6 separate regions of the Mus musculus genome follow, and all the other regions are linked to region 2. The links are chromatin loops, found by intact Hi-C in ENCODE. Cell type or tissue: left cerebral cortex. All regions are shown on one strand.

Region 1 (4,000 bases), 520 kb before region 2:
GGTTAGCCAGTGTAACCAAAGAATGAATTTTGACTTCTGGACCTTGACGATTTGATAGTTGGATCTTGGTGATCAGTCTCAGGAATGAGTCAATGCCTAAATAAGGGAATGGCCCTTGGAGGCTAGCTTCAGGAATGTTATCTAAGGGTTTAACAAAGAAGAGGGGAGGAGAAAGTGCAAAACCTGCCAGCGCAACGCCATGCTTGCCATGTTTGGCCCTGTTAGCCCTTCACTGTCTATTGGCAAGAGTTGGGCATTGCAGTATCCCACTATCAGTGTGAGGATCAATGCATGATTTCATCTGTATTTAATCCTATTATGAACTTGGGTGCCTTGGAGTTTGCTTCATAGATGTTAAAAATTGCAATGTCCTCTTGATGGATTTTTCTTTTGGTGAGTATGTCGTGTCCTTCCCTATCTCTTTCTGATTATTTTAGTTTGAAGGCTATTTTGTTAGATACTACAATGGCCACACAAGCTTGCTTCTTAAGTCTGTTTGCTTGGAATACTTCTTCCAGAAAGCCGATGGCTCTGAATCCATTCGGTTCAAGATGCTTTTTGGGTTCTTCTGGAAGAAGGATGCCTAGGTTTTTGGACTCTACTGGAGTCATATTGTCCCAGTTGTTATTTACTGTGTTTTTTATGCTGTCACCTAGGGTTTGGGAAGATTGTAATTCTAGATGTTTAAATCTGCTTTTATGTTGTTGGATAGGTGTTTCATTCATTGGTTTCTGTTGCCCTCTCTGGTTTTTAGGAGGGTCTACTAGTTGTGTAATATCTAGTAGTTAATTCTTCTGGGTTGCTGCCAGGAGTGACCACTAGGGTTTCTGGGTAAAATGTGTTTCTACGTATTGGGATCTGATGCTGAGGAATTCGGATGGACTAGGAGGCAGGATATGAGATGGTCCGCAGTAGGGAAAAAAAGCAGTGTTGTCTGCTAGGATCTGTTTATTCCTCTGGGAATGGGGGCAGAGAGTGAGGAGAGGCCACAACAGCTAGTCTCTTATGGACCTGGAACGAGATTAGAGGATGGATGTGGAGGAGAGGAGAAAAAGATCTGAAGCTCACCCACCTGTTTCTCTGGTCTGCTTGCTTCTCTGTAGGCTTGACTGGCGAGTTGCTAGGGATGCCTACTGGAGTCGTGGGTTGGGATAACAGGATGGAATGATGGGAAAAGCTGGAGAAAACCTGAGTAGTCTGCTAGAGAGCAGAGGAAGACTGTGAGTCGCCATTGTTGAAGTGACCAGCACTTATAGACACTTGGTGTGAATTCAAGTGTGCTGGACACCCCTTTCCGTCTTGAAGGGATGGGGAAGTACAAGAAGCTTTGGCAAGAAGTGTGTGTGTGTGTGTGTGTGTGTGCGCGCGCCCGCGTGTGCATGTGTGTGCCTATGTGTTGCTGGTCTGAGGAATGTATACATTCACACAGAAATGGCCAGGCTACAACTCTAAAGGAGCAAATTCCTTTCCTCTACAAAAGGAAGATATTAATGTCAAAGGTAAATTGGACTGCGGTCATGGTTTTTCCTAAGGATGAATTCTGACTTCAAAGGTCCTGGCTTCTCAAAAAGCCGACAATACCTGCCAGGTAAAAACCATGGTTCTTCTCACAATTCCCACAAGATGGCAGCATTTCACCAAAGATGTCCCTCTCGTTGCCTATAAGAGAAAGAAGTGGAAATCAGTAGAGGACTAGTTGAGAATTCATAAAAGCAGAAAGAGCCCCAAATAGTTCCAAACCCTGGTGGCCCTCCAATTAAATGAAGCTCTTTAGCTTGAGCAGTTGCCTTCTAATACAATGGCTTCCCGCTTCCTACTTCTTAAAACAAGGCCCATCTGATACTCCAGTGCCGGTGCTGTGTTCACCACATGAGGGCGGTGAAGTCCCTTTGACGGCAGAGGATCGATAGTTCTGAATCTATTTTTTTGAAGATGCTTTGGGTTCTGGGACTGGATGAAGGGTGTCCAGTCACCTCTTGGCACCATGGAAGCCACTCACTCTTTCTCCATTATCAGTCTAATCAATATGGTGATTTTCCTGCCTTCAGCCCCCATGGCTCTACAGTTGACCGAGCCTTCTTGAACTCTACTTCAGGCTTCTTCTGAGCTCCCAGCTCAGCCCTATCTGATCCTTTTTGGGTTCCGGAGAAGAGGGAGTGCTATCAGTATCTGTAGTGAGTGTACTTGGAGATACATGCTGACGATCACAAGATGGGTGACTCTGTCACACTGGAGACAGAGAGAAGACACGAGGAGAGTCACAAGTTTGGTGTTGCTTACAGTAGTGGTACAGAACCGTCTCCACTCTCTTGAATTAGGTATGCCTCCAGGATCAACGGTAGCTTTGAGAACAACATCAAGGCTGTTGTGGATCCTTCACTCCACCCTCCCGCACCAGACTCGAGTCAGCGTCCGCTCTTACACCATAGCATGCTATTGCTTTGGCAACCAGTTCTTAGGTCAGCATTGCTGGAGAGAAACAATGGAGAGGATTCAGGAAAAGCATTTAGATGAAGAAAAGCAAGAAAAAGAGGCTTTCTGGGGTGTAAGTAGCTTGAGGTTTATTGGGGATAAAAGGGGGTGGGGAATAAGTGAGTGGGTGGACAGATTGGTGGATGTTGTTCGTAGAGAGGAAGTAGGCTTTGTAAAATCTCTTCAGTGTCTGCCCCACCCCATCCCTGCCACCCCTGTATTTCAGGATGCTGTCTGTGTCTCTGTCTGCCTTGCTACTTCTCAGATTGTATCTGGTGCTGAGTGAGGCAATACTTGTTGGCACTCCCAACCTACACACTCTGTGTTTACAGACAGTTATCATATCATTAGTCATTGCCTAGCAAGTACCGCTTTCATGTTTCCACATCTGGGTCCCTCCCACCCCCTCAGCTGTGTGTGCCCCACTCTCTGATCTCCTTCCAACACTTCCTTCTTCTTCAGACCCCAGAGATCTTCACAGACAACTTGTTGTCTCAGGTAAAAGATCAAAGTTATCAAGGAATGATGGGGGCATGTTGTGTGGACTCAGGGGAGAGCTAATACTTTTCACAACAGTTCTAAAGCCAGAACCAGAACCAAAGAAACTCCATTACTGCACACCCCATTTGCACACAATGTCTAAACTCTTTTTTAAAGTACATGAGTACTGCAATTCAGACCCATGGCATTTTGAAAGCATACCTCTAAAATGGATTGAATACATTTAGCGATTTTCTTTCTCCATTACAGAAAAATCCACTACAGAAGCCATAAACTTTTGTAGAGCAAAGAGGAACAAGACCGAAAGAGAGAGGAAGAGAATCGCAGGAAGGGACCTCAGCCTTGGGCCAGAAGACTTTGCACTCTAAGGCCTTGGCAAGCAGTGGTGCTAGGTGCAGCTATGCATCAGTTGGAGAAGAGATGGGGAGGGGGTGCAGGAAGATGGGGACTGAGTTGATTTGTATCTCTGTGCTTGATTATCTGGCTAGATCAGGAGATGAGAGTAAATGGTAATGAAGCAGCTCCGAGGGAAATCAGGCCAGCACAGCATAAAGGAGAAGCAGGTAAGACTCGGCAGAAAGTGGACATCTCCAACCTTCTGCGGTTTTAATCTGAAAGTCCAGTGCCTGCCACCCAACGTGCAGTGATATCTTCCATATGAGTTCATTCTATCTATTCATGTTCTTGGTCCTTCCCCCTCTTCCCCCATCCCGACAGCCATTCTCTTGCTACAGGTCCATTACTTATGTCATCATTTGCGATATCACACGGGTGCTCTTCTCCCTCTGCACACCATCCCCACCCCAGTCACAGTTCTATACCAAACCTCCCTCTATAACTCCATAGCTAAGACCTACTCAGTGATGACCTTGACTGTGAGGCAGAAATCACTCTCGGTACTGACTGGTTTTGTGTGTCCACTTGACCCAAGCTGGAGTTATCACAGACAAAGGAGCCTCCCTTGAGGAAATGCCTCCATGAGATCCAGCTGTAAGGATCAATAAGTGATCAAGGGAGAGGGCCCACT
Region 2 (4,000 bases):
ACAATGAAAACTTGATTAGTACCCCCACTTTAGCACCCATTATGACAATGACCTTAAGCAGATTATTTATACTCTCTGAAGATCTCAATTTTCTCATCTGCAAACTATGATTGATTATATCTATGTCACAAGACTACAGCTGAGATCATGTAAACTGTGTCCTTAGAATAATGTGATGATAACGGAGAGCTACTATGCATTTTAAATAGCAGAAAAGCAAGCTGTACTGGCAATTAGCAATCCTGCTAGAGACAGAGATCAGAACATGGAGATGCTCTCTGATATGTGGCAATTCTAGAGACCACACCCATGAAGGAATTGACCATTCCTTTTTTCTAGAGCCAGATGCGTTCACCCAACATAGGTGACTCCTTAAAGATCCTCCATTGGGTCAGTCAAGGATGACAGGCACTAAGAATGCAGAGACCCTGTGTAGTGGGCAGAGAGCAACATAGAAGATGGAAGAGCAATGGCCTCTGAATGCATTCTTCTCTGCCAAGTCTTAGAACATGGGCTCCATTGCTAGTGGGTGAAATCACATAATGAGAGCAAGACTAGGCTACACATAGGGAGCATGTTCACAATGTGCCATAACTCAAAGGGAATAGAATACCAGGGACACACACATAGACCACACACACATACATACACAAACATACATACATACACATACATACATACACACACACATAAACCACATACATATACATACATATATACATACACACACATACATACAGACAAACACACACACACATATATAAACATACATACATACACACATACATACATACACAGATATCTAGGTCAGGAAACAGCTTCATGTATGCTTCTAGGCTACTTTTCTAGATAACAGTATACAGAAAAGGCTGTTTCTGTATGTCTGCCGAGTGTGCACTAACATTCCAAAACAGCCAGCCTGGTGCTCAGGTTACTGCGTGATCCTGACGTAAACTTAATGTCCTTCACTAGTTTTCCTAGATTTTTTTTTAATTGTCCTAAAGACTTAGGTTTGTTTGTTTGGTTTTTGGTTTTACAAATTTCTCAATTTTACCAGGACCACAAAAGGTACCAAAAATGGCCATTCATAATTTTCTAGAAATTAATATTCAGAGGGGGTTATTTCTCTTCCATATCTCTCTCCATCCCAGATGCAGTAAGCTGAGCCACTCCCTTCCATTTAGGAGCAATAGTAAATAGCTAAAAGGTATCCACTAAGTATATTTCTGCATCATTTCATCTCCTTGGGCACCTCTTCAGTGGTGCTGATGAAATGTAATGCCTGATACACATTTTAGGTTGAATCGGCCAACAACTATAACTCAACCATCTATAGAGAGACAGTGAGAGGAGATGCTAACCTTAGCTCTACCTCTAGATAGGTAGGAAGTAGCACATAGCAAGATATAAAGAGTTACCAAGGTCTAAGGGACTTCCCCTGGAATTTCTCAAAGCCAAGGGAACCACCCTTGTTTTAAAATAACAACCATCTAAATGTGTGTGACTAGTTGGTTTTTTTTTTGTTTTTTTTTTTTTGGGGGGGGGGGTCAGCTCCTCTCTAGAATAAGTGGGAAGCCATCGACCTGAAACATCAAAGCGGGGCACCTGTTGACCAGAGGACTTCATAGGCAGGAGGTGTACCCAAAGGGCAATGCATACACCAGCATCTCTTGATGGAGGCTTTGGGAATCTTATAACAAAATCCCCAGCCCCGAGGAAGAGGAAAAGTGAGCGAGCACAGTTGATAAGGGGCACCACTTGTCTCCAGCTCAGCCTCCTACCATGTGGCTGCCTAACGTGCCCTCTAAAAGACTGCGAGGGAGGGAGATGGCTAAGGCCGTGGCTGCAAACCTGGAAAACCTTGCCTGTCTGGGCTCTTCAGCCTTTAGGTCTCAGCTTTCACCAGAGCAGGCATTTCCATCTGTCTTTGCCCGCTCTACACTCCTATCCCCAAACTCCTGCTTACCACTCACCACTGGAATCTCCCTGCTTACAAATAAGTAAATACTTGCTGTCCCATAGCAGATTATGGCCTGGACCACTTGAGCTGTAAAATCACAGGAAATAGTTCCACGTGACTTCGGATAAAACAAAAACAAAAAAACAAAAACAAAAAAAAACCTAGGATAGCAATGGTGAAGGGCGTCCAAGAGGCAGCTGAGGAAGGCTCTAAGAGTTTAGGTCCTAAACAATTCCTTGCTGAAGGAACCCACTGCATGACTGAGAGAAGAAACCCATGTCTATATCTCTGCCAGCCTGGAAACTGCCGACTGAAGGCCAAGGCAGCTCAGGGAAACCTCAGACTGCCAGGATGGTTATGAGACAGTGGTGGTGGCAAGGCTAGTTGACATGGCCAGAGTCAGCCCTCTGGTCCTGACCTGCTTGTCAGGTAGTCTGTAGGAGAGGGCGGGGGATTGAGGGGGGCGAGGTAAGAGACAGTGGGTACTCTGTTCTGACTGTAGAGTGTGAAGGGTCATACAACCCAGAACTGTCCGTACTGAGTGGCCCATATGGGTCTCATATTAAACGCTGATGCTGCCATTTCCCCAGAGGATCAGCCAGCCAGTCAGCCAGCTGCTAGCAAAGCCGCTTGCAGCAGGGTCGCTGCTACCTCGGGGAGGTGTGAGCAATTAGGTGTGCCTGCCTTCAGAAGGCGCGATGTGGTTAGTCTCACCTCACACCCCTCCCCTTCCCCGGCGTACCTCCCACCAGAAGAAACGAGTTAACTTATACGGAGTTTATCGCCTCGCTGGAGGTTGGGGGAAGGGAGTGGTTAGAGCAAGCACGACAGTGGGAACCTTGTTGACTGACAGATTGTTTCTGCTAATCATTTAGGCTAGCCATGGTAGACAGCGGAAGGATGAGCAGGCAACAGCTCATCTTCAAATGTGCCTGGCTTGTTAGGCAAGGGATAACTCGCAAAACTCGCGATTCACAAACATGTTCACCTATCAACTAGGAAAGAGAAAAAAAAAAAACAAAACACGCAACGCGGTCTGGGGAGACCAGAATTCAAGCCCGGCGGCTTCCATCTCCCCTTCCCCGGCCCCGCCCCAGAAGTCCTCCAGGTGAGGCGCACTTGCCAAGTGGTGGGGACCCTAGGGGCGGGTCAGGACTGTTAGCTGTCGCCCACAGCCACCTCTGCAGGACACACCCTCTACCTACCTCCAGCACGGGAGAGGCGCCCTTGCTCGGCAGCGTGCAGCCCAGGAGCGCCGCGAGAAACTTTGCCATATACGAGCAGGGAGGCAGGGTCCCCCTCGCGCTCGCCGCCTCTGTCCTCGACCCGTGCCAGAGCTGGGGTGGGCAGGGCGGACCCAAGCTCGTGGACCCGGGTGGGGGCGGGGATCCGCCCGCCAAGGTCGTCCCGTCGGGGGTCTCTGGGCCTGCAGGGAGCTCGTCGCTGCCACTCGGGAGGTGCCCGGGTGAGAGGAGCAGACAGCCGCGGGCGCCCCTGCCTCCGCGCTGCGGGAGCCCGGGCTGCGTTAGCCTCACCAGCTGAATGTCACTAGCGCCGTAGTAAAGGGAAGGGCCCCGCCGAGGGGGTGTCGGGAGGGCCAACGGCGCACGACCTGCGGCGGCGCTGGGGCAAGGGCGGCGGGGAGCTCAGAGCAGCGACAGCCCAGCCCGCCCAAGGGTAGAGTGCAGGCGACGCCTCAAGTGAGAGCCTAAGCCGGCGACCGGGGGGGGGGGTGGGGGGGGGTGGGGGGGAGGCGGGGGGGGCACGCTGAGAGCTAGCGGCCAAGGCGGGAGGGGCTGTTCACCCAGGTGACCCACTTCCCTAGTTTCTGCCCGATTTGCGACAATGCAGGTGGGAGAGGAGGGAGCCCAGGTCCACAGACATTTGGCGAGTTACCACGACAGAACTCGAGCTACCCGCAAGGGCTCCCCAATGGCACGTGCCAGCCCCACCCTTCCAGTAGGAAAGGAGGTGGTTCCAAACCCAGGATTAAGAACCCTGCTCCTGCCACACGTGAGCCCCTGACACTGGGTGGGATCT
Region 3 (4,000 bases), 160 kb after region 2:
AGACAAGTAAACCCAACCCAACCAAGAGCTGAGTGGGACATTCATTCATGCTATTGTTAATTATTTGTAATTTGATATTATTTGTATACTGGCTCCACACTTCTCAGTAGTATGGCCTGGAACAATCCAACTTCTCATTTTCCCACCAAGGATAAACAGATAAAACAGAACCTATTTCATAGGAGCTTTGTAAATACCAAGGAATAACATATATAAAACACAAGACAGTGCAAGCCTGCCTACAAGGCAGGGCGCTGACCCCCAGTGTGACCTCAGCTCTGTTTTCTGTGCCCTATCTGACCACATGACACTAATTCAATATGTACTTGGAATCTCTTCTCTCTAAGTTCTTAGGGTGAGTTCCTGATCTTAAGGCCATTTATAGGAATTTTTCTGTGGTCTCTATTTCAAGCTACTCTTCTTTCTAGTCATGTTTCTTCCGAATCTTGCTTCCCTCAGCCCCAGGAAAAGAAAAACTAAAGTTGGATCTTATGAACAACTATATTTAATATTATGGAATATTTATGAAATATTATCAAATAATAATAAATGCACAGTTTTTGTCAATGAAGGAAGCAAATAAAAATTTTTCTAAAAGTTCCATTGGGGGGGGAGGGCTAGAGAGATGGCATAGTGGTTAAGAGCACTGACTGCTCTTCCAAAAGTCCTGAGTTCAATTCCCAGCAACCACATGGTGATTCACAACCATCTGTAATGCAATCTGATGCCCTCTTCTGGTATCTGAAGCCAGCAACAGTGTACTCACATATATAAAATAGATAAACCTCTTTAGAAGAAGGAGGAGGAGGAAGAGAAAAGTAAGGAAGGTGGGAAGGAGGGAGGGAGGGAGGGAGGGAAGGAAGGAAGGGAGGGAGGGAGGGAGGGAGGGAGGGAGGGAGGGAGGGAGGGAGGGAGGGAGGAAGGAAGGGAGGAAGGAAGAAAGGAAGGAAGGAAAGAAAAGAAAAGAACCTTTTTAAAAAGTTCCTCTTTTTTTAACAATTAAAGTCAAAGAGGATTAATCAAAGTCTTAGTATCAAAGAACATTCTAGAAAAAGATGGTCGGGCCACATGCCACATGGCTGTCCTACAGCAGGTTTAATGCCCCATTCTGTAAGGAGACTGAAATCAGAGGAGGTAAGATAACTTACTCCCTTCCCAGGTTAGAAAGGGGCAGCATCACTGCTGTCTCGCATCAAAGGGATGAGAAAATGAACACACCCAATGCTTGCGTATGATGTGGCAAGGTGAAACTAACCAGGAACTTCTTACCCACAACAGCCTGTCATGTGCAGCTTGAATACAAAAGCAGAACATAGGGATAACTTTTCAATCGGCAAGTCAAGAAAAAGAAAAAGTCATTTTGGGCACAAGAAAACAAAAGTTTCAACAAGCTAATCTCAGAACCGAACACATGCTCAAGACAACCCCACCGATCTGATGTGCAAGCAGCTAGAGGCAGCTCTGGAGAGAGGGCCACAGGGAAAGGAGTTACACTAGCTCCTGGTCGGCTCCTCAGCACTGGATAGACCAAATCTCCACCAAATCCCACATCCCCCCTCCATAGTCATGCTAACTCTGGAAGGTTTCTTACTATTTTAAACATACGCAGTGGTGCCTTCAAACCAAAGATAAAGTTACGGTTCTCTTCACGGCTCCTGTTTGTAAACTGAGCCTGACCTGAGATAGCCTGGTTGGTTTGAAGCAGTACACTCCCACACTCACTTGCTTTAGCAGGTTTTGGCCTTAGCTAGAATGAACAGCAGTTTTCAAGCCATGCATTGAGTAAGAGCGCCCTCATCAGGCCCCAGCTAACATGCTGGTATGTTAGCAGCCTAAACTGCCTCTTGCCTCCCACAATAGGAAAGTTACATAATTGATAAGCAAAAACTGCAGAAATATATGCCAGCTTTCCAAAAACTTTCTCCAAAGCCATATGACCCAAATTCTCATTTAATAAAGGCAAGGCGGTTTTTGTGAAAGTAGAGAAAATACTAAGGTTTAAAACTGTATTTGTTTAACCCCATCTGTGATCCTGAACACATCTCTTAAGCATATTTTACTCATCATCGTTAAGATGGGATGACCTTTAGTAAGTCCCCCTTTTCAGAATTATATCATTTTAAAGTTCACTTTTTATTACATCTTATTTAGTGGGGATGGTTGATCTTTGAAACCTTTAAGCCCACCCTTAGTAATCGACCTCCTCCAACAAGGCCATATCTACTTCAACAAAGCCACACCTCACAATCCTTCCCCAACAGTTCCCCCAACTAGGAAGTATATATTCAAACATACACCCATGGCTGCATTCTCATTCAAATGAGTATACTGAACAAGTTTTAAGTACAATTTCAAAGCTGTTGGTTCCTGCCAAGGCATGTGTGCCACCATTGTACCTTTAGGGAAATCACGCCATGCTGGTCATTGCTTTCGTTCATAGGCATCAGACCTCAGGGAGGAAGCCTTTAGGTCAGATCCAGTTCAGAGCCTCTAAGTCCTGTATCCAAAGTATATGGTCTCTTCAGCAATCTGGATAGGCCCCACCTCCCAATGTGCTGTCAGCTGTCATCTAAGCCTTTAGCTCATGGATCTATGAGGGATGCTATTCCAAAACATAGCAAGCCCCTTATCAAAGTTTTGATCTCTGTTTATTTTCTGAGAGACAAAAAGAATATGAATTCAGATGGGAGGTAGAGGTAGGGAGGATCTAGGAGGAGTTAGGGGAGAGTAAACCATATCAGAATATATTGTATTGTGGTGATTTTAATGAAAATGACCCCCATAGGCTCATAGAGAGGGGCACTATTAGGAAATATGGCCTTGTTGGAATAGGTGTGGCCTTGTTGGAGGAAGTAGATCACTTCAGGGGTGGGCTTTGAGGTCTCATATGCTCAAGCTAGGCCTAACGTGGCATTCATTCCAACTGTCTGTGGATCAAGATGTAGAACTCTCAGCTCCTTCTCCAGCACCATGTCTGCCTGCATGCTGCCATGCTTCCCTCCATAATGTACTAAACCTCTAAACTGTAAGCCAGCCCCAGTTAAACATTTTTCCTTTTAAGAGTTGTCATGGTCATGGGGTCTCTTCACAACAATAGAAACCCTAACTAAGACACCACACAAGCCCTACAAAATACAGACTCTTCTAAACAGCTCATGGAACTCTCTCCAAAGCAGATCACATAATAGGATGTAAAACAAGCCTTAACATGTATGTGACATTATTTCTTCTATTCAAAGAGGCACCAAAAAGATTCCTCATCATGATCTAGTAGGGCTCACTCCAGCAATGTAGATACACAAATCGCTAAGTGTAATAATGTGTCATATAGATAAAGTCAAGGACACACACTCCATTCCTATTCAATGCATGCTTGAAGCCTTAACTGGAGCCCAGGATGAGAGAAGCTAACGAAGGAGAAATAGGAAAGAAGTTGTTTTATGGATGTTATTTTTGAAGAAGGCGGGCAGTTGGAAAGGGTGGGTCCGGGAGGAGTTAGGAGGAAGTGCAGGGGATGGATGTGATCAAATACACTGCATGAAGTGCTCAAAGAATCTAAACACTACAGTACATTTTTTTAAAACTCTTTTTTTAAAAACTGGAAATAGATCTGCCATATGACTCAGCTATACAACTTTTGAGTATTTAGCCAAAGAGTATTAGCCAACGTATTTAGCCAAGTCAGCATGTCACAGAAGTGCCTGTGACACACTGCACTGTATTGTAGCACCCTTCACAATAGCCACTTTATGGAACAAAACTAGGTATCTAATGGCAGAGAAATGTATAAAGTAAATTCAGCTTACATTATACAACACAGTCTTTTTTAAATTCTTTGTAAATTTTATAAATGCATACAATGTATTTTATTCATATTTACCCCCATTGGCTCTCCCCAGGAGTCAACCCTCTCCAACATGGCTCCCTTTCAATTTCCTGTCTTTTTTTTTTCAATTATAGACCACTAAATCAAATTAATGCTGTCCTCAATTGAATCATT
Region 4 (4,000 bases), 130 kb before region 2:
GGACGAGAGAGTCTGGCTAGCTCAGGTGGCTGGCTTGGTGGGCTGCTTGGATTGCCTGGTGGCTGTGGCTGGAGAGCAGGGAGGCCTCCCGGCAGGAGATTAAACACAGAGCTTGTTAGAGGGAAACCTGCTCCATTGCTCCAGCACAGAGGATCCTGATGAGCAGAGACAGTACATGGTTTTAAGACATTTATTGTAGAAAAGCAGGGGGGGGGGGGGTAGAGAAGCAGAGGGTGGCCATGGCCATGTGGAGAGAGGGGAGAAAGGAGGGGGAGAAGGAGGGAGAGAAGTGAGAGTAAGAGGGGCAAGAGCTTAAGAGAGAGAGAAGGGGCCAAGCAGCCCCTTTTATAGTGGGCTGGGCTACCTTGCTGTTGCCAGGTAACTGTGGAGCAAGGCATACCTGGCTGTAGTCAAGTAACTGTGGGGGTGGAGTCCAGCCAGAATACCAGGAGCTTGAAAAATTGCCCTACATGACTGAAGGCCACAGGATTATGGAGTTGAGGGCTTATGGTGTCAGGTGCCTAGTGTCTGGGAGCGTAGCTCACAGTTCCGTCCCTTAAGATTTTCTACTGGGTCTCCGGAGTAAGCGTTGTTCAACCAGAACACAGACTGCCTTTCACAGTCCAACATAGAGCCATTTCTGTATGGCTAACAAGTCTCAAAGCCCCAGATGTGGACCCTGACTACAAGTCAAAAGGTGCTCACTGTGATTATTATCACTACGAGTTTCTCGAAACACCACGCAACCTCTCCTGTGATTGTTTCTTCCCGTCTTCATGTCTTACAGTTCCACGTGTGAACCCAAGAAACAAAAGGGGCTGAGCACAAACCTGGGCAGCCACAGTGTCTTCCCTAAAGCTATAGTGAAAGCTTTATGTCTCCCCATGAAAGGCTGCTTCTTGTTCCTCCCGAAAACCAAGACCCATTAATCACGAAGGCACCGATCTTCCTCCCAGATTGGCCATCTCAGAAGCAGCTGGGAGGTGCTGGTGATCTTCCACGGCTTCCAAAGAGGCAGGATGCAGTGCCAGGCCAGCAGACTGCAGTGATTACCCACAGCTCCCCTCCAAGTCAGCCGCCCAGCAGGCAGCCACAGAATGCCTCCTGTTTGTACCAGTGCCTTCCAGCCTCAGCATCTCTAACCGAAGAGCTCATTTATGCTGCAGAAAATGGAGACCATGGCACCAATTGAAAGTGCTTAAAAGATAAAGCTCCCATCCGTTTCCAGGCCATGACACTGCAGGTGCAGTTTAGCCGCGTCCTGCCTGTGCAGAGGCTGTGATCAGTATTTCTCAGGTGAACATAAAACACAGTAGTTTTGCTATGGATAATGGGTTGTTCATCACTGCAAAGACTCTTTGTGTGTGTGTGTGTGTGTGTGTGTGTGTGTGTGTGTGTGTGTACAGTTACAAAATGCTTTGTTTCAACTGGAATCAAAATGACAAATCGTTTCACTTCAGAGTTCTGCTGCCTGTCTTGGGAATACTGAATGGCTGGAAGACAGTATGAAGAAGGCCAGGCTAGAAAAAGCACCAGAGACAGGCTCGCTCCCCCATACCCTTTTTGTTTCATTTTTCATCAGCCCCTGCGTTGGCCATTCAGGTTTAAATGATTTCTCTGTAAAGCCGTGACAACTTCACATTTGAGAGTAATGCCCTAATGTACTGGGATGTAGGATGCCTCTGTAGGAGAGGCCATGGGCAGACACTACAACTCCCAGGAAGTCTTTAATTTTAGGGAGGAGCCGCACCGGTTGAAACTGGATATAGTGGGAGGCACTCGATCTGCTGTTGCGGATTCCCTTGCAGTTCCTGGAGCTGCCTCATTAAAGGCTGTGAAAACCATGTTGTCGCATGCAGAAGCCAGCATGCTTCTGAGGTGACTGAGAGGCCCAGATGCTCAGGACTGTGCATATCGCTATGCATTTGTTAAGTAAAAAAAAAGATTCTTCTCTCCTGCAGGACTTCAGAATCTCTAGAATGAAGCCAAGAAATCTGATTTCATCAGGAGGGTGGAGCCTGAACTATTATAGGCTTATGTGTGTATATGTATACCCTAGCCTGCCTCGGAGCGAAGCCAAGCCTTCCCTGGAATAAAGTGAACATGCGACTCTCCCACCAAGACTGGGCATGCAATGGATGGTGTGCCTGGCATGGGTATACCAACTTCTCACCACTCTTAGTTTCTTAGAGAGCCATGAATGCCTTTGAAACCATTTAAGTTCACATCTACTGTGATTATCTAGTCTGAACCAAGAGATGGTGGCACCAGCATCATTGTAAGTAAGATGGGGAAGTATCTGCTTTAAAAAAAATAAATAAATATAATGAGACAAAATCCCTATTTCTAATAGCCTTAAAATATCATCATTAATACCTCTCCATCTTTCTTCAGATCGCTAAATTGGGAAGAAGTCAAACCTGGGAGCCCCAGGAACCTCATGGAAACCTGCTTCTGTGGGTTAATAATTTAACTGTCACACGTGGGGCAAGCACTTAGCTCTAAACCTTTTGTAAAACAGAGGGAATGATCCCACCAGATTTATGTGCTATAAAGACGAGATATGATAATATATGTAAAACATCTAGCACAAGCAGACAATGAACGTGTGTGTGTGTGTGTGTGTGTGTGTATACGCGCATGTGCACACACACACACAATCGACTCCTAGTTCTGCCACCTCTGCTCGCCAAGTCACTGGCATTCCTGCTTCGTGCTGCCTTCTTTGCATGCATGTTAATGATTTCCTGAGGGTGGGTTGAGTGCTATTTTAACAGCCTTGTGTCGTTCTACTTGTTAGCAGTTACAGTGAATAATAAATGCAGCTTATTAATCATTCTGGATGGTCTCCGCAACAGAACACGGCCCTGGCAGCTTTCCTTATCAAAAGGCTAAAAGAGGAGTCTCAGAAGGGACAGAGCTCGATCACACAGCTCAGGTTCCATACACCCTGGTTTGTTTCTCCAGCGAGATCCACTGATGGGTTTCTCTCTAGTAGAAAATCCTCAAGGTCCTTTCTCCAAAACGATGAAGCACATAATAAGCCCTAGGATAGTCAGGCACCCAGGCTGGCATTCCACTTTCTCCATTTGGTAACTGGTGACCTTGACAGATGACTGACCCCTTCCACTCTCATCTTACCAGGTTGTCCTTAGAACTAAATAAACTTAAGATATCATACTTTGCATGCACAAGGTAAGAATTCAGATAACTATTCTTAATTCAGCTGACACATCTTCTGACATACTCTCAGAGCGAGGGGCCACTCCCTTCAAATAGAATATGGTCCCCATTTTCCTGGGAAGGTCAACTTGTCTATCAGAAGCTCTACAGATAACTATAAAATTAGGTTGTGGAGAAGGGGAGAAGGGTGGGATTGAAGACATCTACAAATTTGCTTTGGTGCATGCTTGAATACACACACACACACACACACACACACACACACACCAATTGCCCCCTCCCAAAGAGGGAAAAATTGACCGAAAACTTAGAAACCTACAGATTAAGTGACTGACTCAAAAATTCATATCTACTTTCAGACTTACAAAAGGAGTAATAGTAGGACTACACTAAAACCCCATCCTTTACCATGATTTCCAATAGCAGTGGCAAGGTCAAGAGTCTATATCAGGTAGATTAAGAACTGTTCGTGTTCTCAAGCTTTAACTGTGCAGAGGAATCGCATATATTAAAATGCACATTCTAATTAAGTAGGTTGGGAACCTTGAAATTCTATATTTCCCATGTGCTCCTAGGTGGCGCTCACTACCCAGCACCCCCACTTTGACAAGGAAGGATTCAGACAAACTCAATAAATTTACAAATTTATCCTTCCTAAAAGAAATCAAGCCCACAGTCATAGAAAACTGGCTGGTCCAGACTTTCCCCGTTGACATTCTCCTTGAGAGCGCCCACTGTGGAGAGCATGTAACCGACAACCAGGCATCTAGAACTTGAATTTGGCCTGAGAGCTCACTTTGACAACCGTGAAGTGACT
Region 5 (4,000 bases), 120 kb before region 2:
TGGAGATGGGGTGAGGGGGGAGCGCACAATCAAACTTCCTGCATCATGCCTCCCCCAGCAGACAAAGCCCTGGGCCGGACGTGGGACACCATGATTTTACTAGTTGTGAGTGCCAAAGAGCTGGACTATACAAAAGATGCATCATGACGACTGCCTGCATCCCACTGGTGCTTTCCCATTTGTGTTCATCATCATCCATGAACATTTTTATGTGTCTTGAAGACGAGAATTTAATTTTTCGGTATGCTCTGTATTTAAACATTACCATAGTTACTGGGGAATTCACAGAAATTGGTATTTATATTAGTCTGTTTTCTATTGCTCCAACAAAATACCTTATGCCAACTAATATATTTAAAGGCTTATTTAATTCATAGTCTTGGAGCACACCCTCCTTCTCAATGCCTTCCGCCCCCACTCACCCCACTGCCGCCTCTGCCAGCACCCCACCTAGTCAGTATCGACTGAGCTACTCATCAGAACATCAGCTCGTGGATGCTGATCATCAGCTCGTGGATGCTGATCATCAGTACAGCCGCCGTGCTTGTGGGAGAGATCACACAGGGAGACAGAAAGCCAGAGAGCTGGAAGGAACCAGGGTTGTTCTTTAGTTGAGAACTCACTTCGTCCCTTCAGAGAGCAATACCCCAGTACCTGGCCACCTTGAATCAAACTTCACCAGGTACCCAGAGCTCAGTCCCTGGGTGACTGCACTCGTGATCCAACACAGTCTACTCAGAGACCTGGCCCTTCTCCCATTCACCAAACCCAACAAAACTCCTCCATCTCCCTCTTGGCCTGCTTGCTCATGCTACAAGCCTGGTCGGATGCTATGACTGGCTTAGGCACAGATGCAACAATGGCCACTTTAAGCAACGACTATTTTATTGCCAGGTATTAGGTACTTAGCATAATCACTGAATGGGATAGAGGAATATGCAAATGGCGATAAAACTTCCCTTCCTCGATTCAGAGTGACAGGTACAAGAAAATGGTAGAAGATGGCTCCCCAAGGAGCTATCTCAAGATACCCTGAACACTCAGGATTGTCACTACGGAGGGCATAACCCAAGACAGACTCTTTGCAGCTTAATAGCTTAATAACAAAGACGGTGCTGTTACCCGCATATTCTCATTAGCATCTCTACCTCCAGAACGTTATTTAACCAGGGACTGAGAAGCACAGAAATATTTATTATGAGCAATAAGCACAATCTTGTAGCGGACTAACGGCATGCTAAGCAGGTGAGTGCAAGCCGTGTGCTTCTGCAGCCCACTGGGCACCTCTTTCCCCAGGACAGTTATGGAAGCTCTGTCTGCCACCAGCCCCATTGCAGATCCTGAGCACAGCACAGACTCCTGGCTGAGTTGCCAGTCATGAAGCTCTGCCAGACATGGGGACCGATCAGAGCTTTTGAAGACAAAGAAAACCCCGGGTGAAAAAGGCTGAGTATTATGATATTTTTGAAATGCCGGTGGCATATAAATACTCCGGACAGTCATGATACTCTGCTTACATCCAGGGAGAGCTCCGGATTGTATCAAGTCCCAAAGTCCACTGCTACTTCTACAGAGTATTCACCATCTCTAGCAAAAGAAAAAAAAAAAAAATTCCATGCCTTAGATCCTACATGTGATCCTGGCCAAGTGTGTCAGCGAGATCCTGGAATCCTGTGCTTTGTGACTTTCGCTGTGACAACCACATTTCCAAGCCCATGGTCCCAGGCAAGACAGCATTTGTAATTGTCTTGTTGGCTCCGGGTAAAACAAATACACATTTAGATCACAACAGATAAGTGCTTCCTCTCTGAATTAATCATACTCGCGTGGCCTGAAAACACACCCCTATCAGGGAAATTGAATCTATCTCAGAGCAGCAAATGCACCCACACACAGAGAAAGTGGAACTTCTTCACCTAAGGGAATTTCAGGATATCAGCTCCATCCCTCAAGCTTTTGTGAGGTTTTGTTGTTTGTTTTGTGTGTGTGTGTGTTTTGTTTCTTTTTTTGTTTGTTTGTTTTTGTTTTTGCCATCCCTACCATGGTGCCAAGCATAGCAACAGAGACCAGAATGCTCCACAACTCATCCCTCCCTTCCAGCTGAGATCCTATCCTCTGGCCATACTGACTTTTCCTGGAAGGCATCAGGAAGAGGTGCTTCCATAGGAACGCTTTCAGCAGCCACTGCCAAAGAAAACCCAGAGGGAATGCTCTCCTCTCCCCTCCCAGGATCTCTCCCCTTCCTCTGCATTCCCTTCTTTCCTTCCCTTCCCTGTGATTCCATCACCATAGGTTCAGTTCTCCTGGAAACAGACAGGGGCAAAGGTTCACCTGCAGCCATGGCAGGGGAGGGAGGAAGCTTCGGGAGGAGGAGCAGAGCTCAGTTACAGTGATGTCCACAGAGAGCTGCATGTTGGAAGGGCCTAGGGGAGATGTCCGTAGTGGGTCTTGGCAGTGCTGCCCTGACTAACACAGAGTTATACCCCTGGACAGTTCCCTTCAAAGTGGACAATGTCCTAGAGAAGGCTCGGCTAGGAGCCTTCAGTACCCAGCATCAGTCCAGGGGCTGAGGGATGAGCAATCCCCTTCTAGAGGAGCAGACTTGGGTCACCCAGCGCAGAAGCCTCCTCCTGCCCCCTTCTCTTTCTCTGGCCCTGGGTCTTACGCTCCTTTCTTCTCCCTGGGTTTCTGCTTCTGAGTTCCTTCAGTTTGTTGAGCACATTTGCAATAATTCCATCCATCTAGTGTCACTAGGTGGGGAGACGATCTAAGGACAACTAAGGACCTCCAAGAGGGTTCAGTGGGTGGGTACAGGTGCTAGCATGTAGCCTTCCAAAACAGAGTTTGCTCCCCAGGGTCCACTTGGTACAAGGAGAAAACTGATTCCCAAATGTGGTCCTCTGGCTGGCACTCACATACACTTCCCCTCCCCCCACCCTTCCCCCTCCTCCTCTCCTTTCCCTCTCTCTCCCCTCCCCCTCCCTTGTCCCCTCTCTGTCTCTGTCTCTCTCTCTCTCTCTGTGTCTGTCTCTCATATATATTGAGTTTATATATATATATATATATATATATATGGGGTATCTGTGTGTGTATGTATACACACACATATACACATATAAATAAATAAAAGAGTTCATGCATAGCATCACTTAGCAAAACTGTAATAAATTTTCAAAAGAAAATTCTTTTAATATAAAGTCTACAGTACCAAATGGGTATCAGACATCATTCTTAGCCTTAAATGTGCTCAGTGGCCTCCACTGAAGATATTAATCAGAAAACATCTCCACCTCATCGTCTCCTGTAAAAGAGGTGAGTGCAGGCTCTCCTTGGGTTAATTCAGTTTTGTTTATGCCATGATTGCGGGTCAAGTTTAAAATGTAGGTTAACGTAGTGGGTACTTTCATAAGTATCCCAACTGTGTTGAAATATGAAAAGTAGCAATGCGGGAAGGGCTCTCGCGTGTCTTGTGTCAGCGTGACTGCTACAGACTCAAAACCGTTTGGTCATCTGATAGTCAACAACAACCTTACAGATGAAAATGCTGTTGGAACTTACAAGTAAGAAAACGGAGACTTAGAGAAGCCACATGGCAGAAAAGGCTAACTACCCTAACACCCATACCACACCCATCCTTATGCTGATCCGGCTTCTAAGGAAGTTGTCAGGAACCACACCCCCCAGTAACTAAGGAGGAATCTCGAGGTTCATTCTAGTTAAGTGGGCACATGTAAGTGTAGGAGCCACTCGTACTTCCTTCATGGTCTCTCGTATGAAGAAGACTGTGAAGACCTAGCGGGAAGCATGGTGCCCGCGAAGGAGCCCAAGCCCATGAATCACCATGCAGAAAGCGGTCCTCGACCATGAGCACAGCATCACACCGTTTTATGAGTAATAGCTAGATAATGAAACCGGATTTCTATTTATACAGCCGTGTTTTCCCATTTCACTGAATGCTATTGGAGTGATCATAACTAGCTAAGGGCATACTCGGTACTTG
Region 6 (4,000 bases), 470 kb before region 2:
TCCTTAGTGCATAACACTGTTTAACTGGCTGTCATTTATTTTCTCTGCATCCTCAACAGCCAAACATTTTTTACTATTATTATTCCCTTTAAGAAATCAATTCTTCGTGCACTTTGAACCTCACATGACCGGTTCTCTCCTCCTAAATCTTCAAATCAGCTACACACTATCTTCTCTTTTTAAATCTCCTTGTTTAATCCTCTTCGCATTGGCTGACCACCCTGGTCACAACTATGTCCAATTAAAGCAGTCATCACATGCCACGCTCCAGCTACTGCACTCATGAGGAGTCATTATTCACCATCTGAGTCTGACTGCGCCAGACATCAGTCAAGAGCTCGATAACCTTATTCCTGGATTCTTCCCCGCTTTATCCTCCCAGCTCAAGACCCGTCCTCCCAGTGAGACACTGTCAGGGCTAAATATAGCTCTACGCACACCAGCAGTTCCAGGCCATTGTCACATGGCGCTGCTGACGAAGGACTCCTTGGAGACGCGTTCACCCAAACATACATACACAAGTATGCGTGCATATTTATCCATATACACCATACGCCCCGAATCCATCTGCAAACGGGCACATTTACATTCACAAGAGAAAACTGCAGCCCAGATGCTCTCCTAGCGCCCTTTACCACGCTGTGCGAGAGAACACCTCGCCGCACTGTCAGTGCCTTAGCCACAGTGCTTCGCCTGAACTGAACCAATTTGGATGGGGTAAGGTGGCAAGGAATAGTCAAATCACACGCACACTCAGAGAGAGAGACAGAGAGACAGAGACAGAGCGATAGAGCGAGAGAGCGAGAGAGAACACCTCCGTTTCCGCGTTTGCCCTTTTCTCTAGTACAGTGCTGCTGAAGTTATTCCCGGGGCTCTCCAATAAAGAGGAGCCTCCCTCACGCACTCAGCCCACGAGGCTACCAGGTACCCCGGGCCACGTTATTATCACCCAGGCTAGTGTCCGAAGGCAACTCACCTGGGTCACAAAGCAAAACAAAAAACAGGCTACTTGTTCAAGTTTGCATACGAGCCTGGGGAACACACAAGTCCTGTTTCCCTGACTGTTCCTGGGAGTCAGACCTTAAATTATAAGGAAACTGCAGCAAAAAATAAACAACAGCCTGAACACTCTCAAGCACCCTAGGAAACTAGCCAAAAAGTACATGGAAACAACCCTAGGTATGCACAAGAAGCTGAGAGGGAAAGCAAAAAGGATGAACGAGACTCCAACTCAGACAAACCCTCAATATCTAAGATCTCCAAACAGAAGGCCTGGCCGGGGCGAGGCGCAGCACAGCGTCCCCAGATCCCCGGGTCCCCGGGTCGTCAGTGCTCAGCCCCGCACCTGTTGGGAGCGCGGCAGCCCGGGGCACGGAAGCAGCAGGCGCGAGAACTCCTAGTTCTGTGGCTCTGCCAATGCTCGCCAGCCGAGGATCTCCCGCCACGCCGGGGCGCACTGGACAGCCGGCGCCGTTCCGGAGCAGCGCCGGCGCAGCCCGCTCCCGCCATCCCGCCGCGGGGTCCCCTGGAGCACCTACCCGCACACAGCTCGGAGCCTCTGCCTCCTGGCTGCCGTACCGAGGCGCCCCAAAAGGCGAGCTCAGGACCGGGAAGGGTCGAACGCCAGAAGAAAGGGAAAACCCGCCGATCCAGTCGGGGTCCTTGTTTATACTGAAACTCCAGCCCGAGCCGCGCACACCCCCTTGCTGGGGAAATGCCCGCCTCCTGCCGCAGGCCACGCCCCCGCCCGCCGCAGGCCACGCCCATCCTGCGCTGGCCAATCGTGGCGCAGCTCTCCGCCCACGCCGCCCTGCAGCGGGCGCTCGGGGACTTGCCAGGGTTCCGCGGGTAGGGACTCCCGTGACGCTGCGGCCGTACCCACCCACGCTGCAGAGGCTGGCTTGCTGGCGCAGCGGGTCTCCGCAGCCTGGGCAGGGCCCACTCCGGCGCGCGTTTCCTCCTTCGTGTCGCTGCCCGCGGCTGTTTGTGCACTCATGTGTCGCCGAGTGTGTATTCATTTGCCTTGTGTGCTCTACCTGTAAATACCGGCTCGACTCGTTGTACAGTATCTATTATCATAATTATGAGCTGAAGGTTACTGTCCGTGTAACTTTCGGAGGAGATCTGAGAGGAACCACGAAGCACTTGCTGAGTGTTGGGTATTGTAATAAACGCTGGGGGCACACTGGTGGCCGCAACCGGCTGGTCCCAGAAGCTTACTGGCTCCTGGAGGGCAAACGCTAAATAAACTGCTATTCAATCCACATGTAAAATTACAGGTGTTAGAACTTTCGCAAAGGAAAGGAAGATACTCTAGTGTGTAAGGCTGGTCCTCGGTGAAGGTTGTTTTTATCATTGTAGACAGCTACTTAATTGAATCAGCCATTGAATACCTGATAACTATTTTAGAAAAGAAAAAAATAAATATAGAGGTAAGAACTCAATACTCTCCTACGCGTGATAGAAAGGTAAGGGAAGAAGTTGAAATAAAGATACCTTACCCATGGGGGGAAATGCACAAGATTTGGAGACTTTGCAGCTGTGACCCTGAGTATGAAAAGCAGGCTTTGTAAGCTTCCGTTCATACATAAACACTGTAGGACCATCCCATAGACTGTAATTGGCCTTATTAACATGGAGCAACACGGTTCCTCCTCTAAGGTCCCTGCATCTTCTCTCTGGGATGGAAAGAGCCTCTTTTAACCTAACGTTCATGTTCCTTGGCTGGTCTTGGCTGGTCCCTGTCTCTCTCATACTTCCTGCTTCACTATCCTACGCATATTCTACAGATGCTTCTCCTTAAGCCCCGCAGTTTATTCTAAAAACCCTGAGCCTTTTGTTTATCTCTGGTGTCTGTTCTGTGAAGGAGAATGGGTCCACACAAGGAGCCGACTTCCATCCTGAGTCAATTAACAAGTAGACCATATGACACTGGGCAAAGCACACTCTTCCTGCTCACATAGCAAGAAACTAAAAGGGCTGAACTAAACCAGTATTTCTTAGTAGTGCCACCAGAAAAGCCCTTTGTAACATCTGTGAGCTCTCAAGACTGCTGAGAAGGCAACCCAGACAGCTGCCTTTTTACTTCCTGAAGTCTTTGCTGCTAAGCAAAAGATGAAATGTTCACTTTAGAATCTAAAAATGTAAAGCAGATACCACTATGATATTGACACTGTTTTACCTTATTCTGGTTGGCCTTTCAGGGTCCTTCTAGCTCCAATGTGAAAACTATTAGTTGTGGATACACCTTAGGAGCCAGCATTCCTAACCATAGCCCTGTGTCTATCACACAGACACCTGTGAAACCCTCCTCAAGGCACTGTAGGCCTCTGAACCCCTGTATACTCACACGGTGAATGGAAAGAACTGAATTCGTCAACTTCTCACACACACACACACACACACACACACACACACACACACACACACACACACACACATGTGTTTAACATAAAAATGCAAATATTAGTAAACTCAACAGTCATGTTGAGGCAAATCAAGTCTTCAGAGTAGAATCCCATTCCAGCACTGAATGATAGTGACCTGTGTTGCACTTCCACCACACAGGGACTGTATAGCTATGTAAGGAAGGGTTGTTTGTCCTATGCCTCTTCTAATACTCAGGCGTGCAAAAGTGCAAATATCATCATGAATGGTACAAGTCCAACTTCCTTTCTTTTTTGGCACTTTCATTTCCAAAGAAAAATCCCAGCTTACATCATGCTATAGTCAGAGTATTTTTCAACCCACCTTTTCAGAACAATGATGCTATTGATTGACGGGTCCCATGAGTTATTTACGTAGATGTCAATGTGCAATCTCTACTGATATGTTTTCTTCAGCTTGTGATGTTATAAATAGTTCACTTTGTTTTATTTATTATTGTTGTGTGTGTGCATAATGTGTGTGTGAGAGCCATTGTCTGTGCACGTACACACATACACGCACACGCACACGTGCACACGCACACTTACGCATGCACACACTACAGCATGGGTGT

The links. A loop is a pair of places that touch in the nucleus more often than their neighbours do. Peaks named below come from ENCODE experiments on the same cell type or tissue, not always from the same donor. Only the 100,000 strongest peaks of a DNase experiment are listed, where the experiment ranks them.
Region 1: it touches region 2 in a loop (2.2-fold over the local background); 2 of 42 quality-filtered maps call a loop at or near these places.
Region 3: it touches region 2 in a loop (3-fold over the local background); 5 of 42 quality-filtered maps call a loop at or near these places.
Region 4: a loop joins it to region 2, with 2.3 times the contacts of the local background. A loop is called at or near these places in 2 of 42 quality-filtered maps.
Region 5: it touches region 2 in a loop (6-fold over the local background); 2 of 42 quality-filtered maps call a loop at or near these places.
Region 6: a loop joins it to region 2, with 2.6 times the contacts of the local background. A loop is called at or near these places in 4 of 42 quality-filtered maps.

What each region holds. Positions count from the first base shown.
Region 1 is chr5:99,200,885-99,204,884 of GRCm38, forward strand. No RefSeq gene overlaps it. Among named protein-coding and RNA genes, the nearest start is that of Rasgef1b, 50 kb to the right of the region's middle. In left cerebral cortex, CTCF peaks have their summits at 1,668 (motif pointing right) and 1,873 (motif pointing right); DNase peaks (open chromatin) are centred at 1,180, 1,670 and 1,819; H3K4me3 peaks cover 267 bases.
Region 2 is chr5:99,725,579-99,729,578 of GRCm38, forward strand. A930011G23Rik (RIKEN cDNA A930011G23 gene) reads right to left here and starts at 3,482. Exons shown (of 4, transcript NR_030692.1): 1 at 3,166-3,482. In left cerebral cortex, no CTCF peak of the experiment used is centred here; DNase peaks (open chromatin) are centred at 2,364, 2,847, 3,187, 3,506 and 1 more place; H3K4me3 peaks cover 1,856 bases; H3K27ac peaks cover 1,555 bases.
Region 3 is chr5:99,890,473-99,894,472 of GRCm38, forward strand. No RefSeq gene overlaps it. Among named protein-coding and RNA genes, the nearest start is that of Vamp9, 14 kb to the right of the region's middle. In left cerebral cortex, a CTCF peak has its summit at 1,791 (motif pointing left); a DNase peak (open chromatin) is centred at 1,785.
Region 4 is chr5:99,596,852-99,600,851 of GRCm38, forward strand. All of the region lies in intron 1 of A930011G23Rik (RIKEN cDNA A930011G23 gene), which reads right to left. Among named protein-coding and RNA genes, the nearest start is that of 4930405H06Rik, 15 kb to the right of the region's middle. In left cerebral cortex, a CTCF peak has its summit at 1,840; DNase peaks (open chromatin) are centred at 1,078, 1,917 and 2,800; H3K27ac peaks cover 1,535 bases.
Region 5 is chr5:99,605,323-99,609,322 of GRCm38, forward strand. All of the region lies in intron 1 of A930011G23Rik (RIKEN cDNA A930011G23 gene), which reads right to left. Among named protein-coding and RNA genes, the nearest start is that of 4930405H06Rik, 6.9 kb to the right of the region's middle. In left cerebral cortex, no CTCF peak of the experiment used is centred here; no DNase peak of the experiment used is centred here.
Region 6 is chr5:99,251,176-99,255,175 of GRCm38, forward strand. It overlaps Rasgef1b (RasGEF domain family, member 1B), which reads right to left and starts at 1,752. Exons shown (of 14, transcript NM_181318.4): 1 at 1,539-1,752. In left cerebral cortex, CTCF peaks have their summits at 1,526 and 1,737; DNase peaks (open chromatin) are centred at 462, 1,806 and 2,846; H3K4me3 peaks cover 2,476 bases; H3K27ac peaks cover 2,279 bases.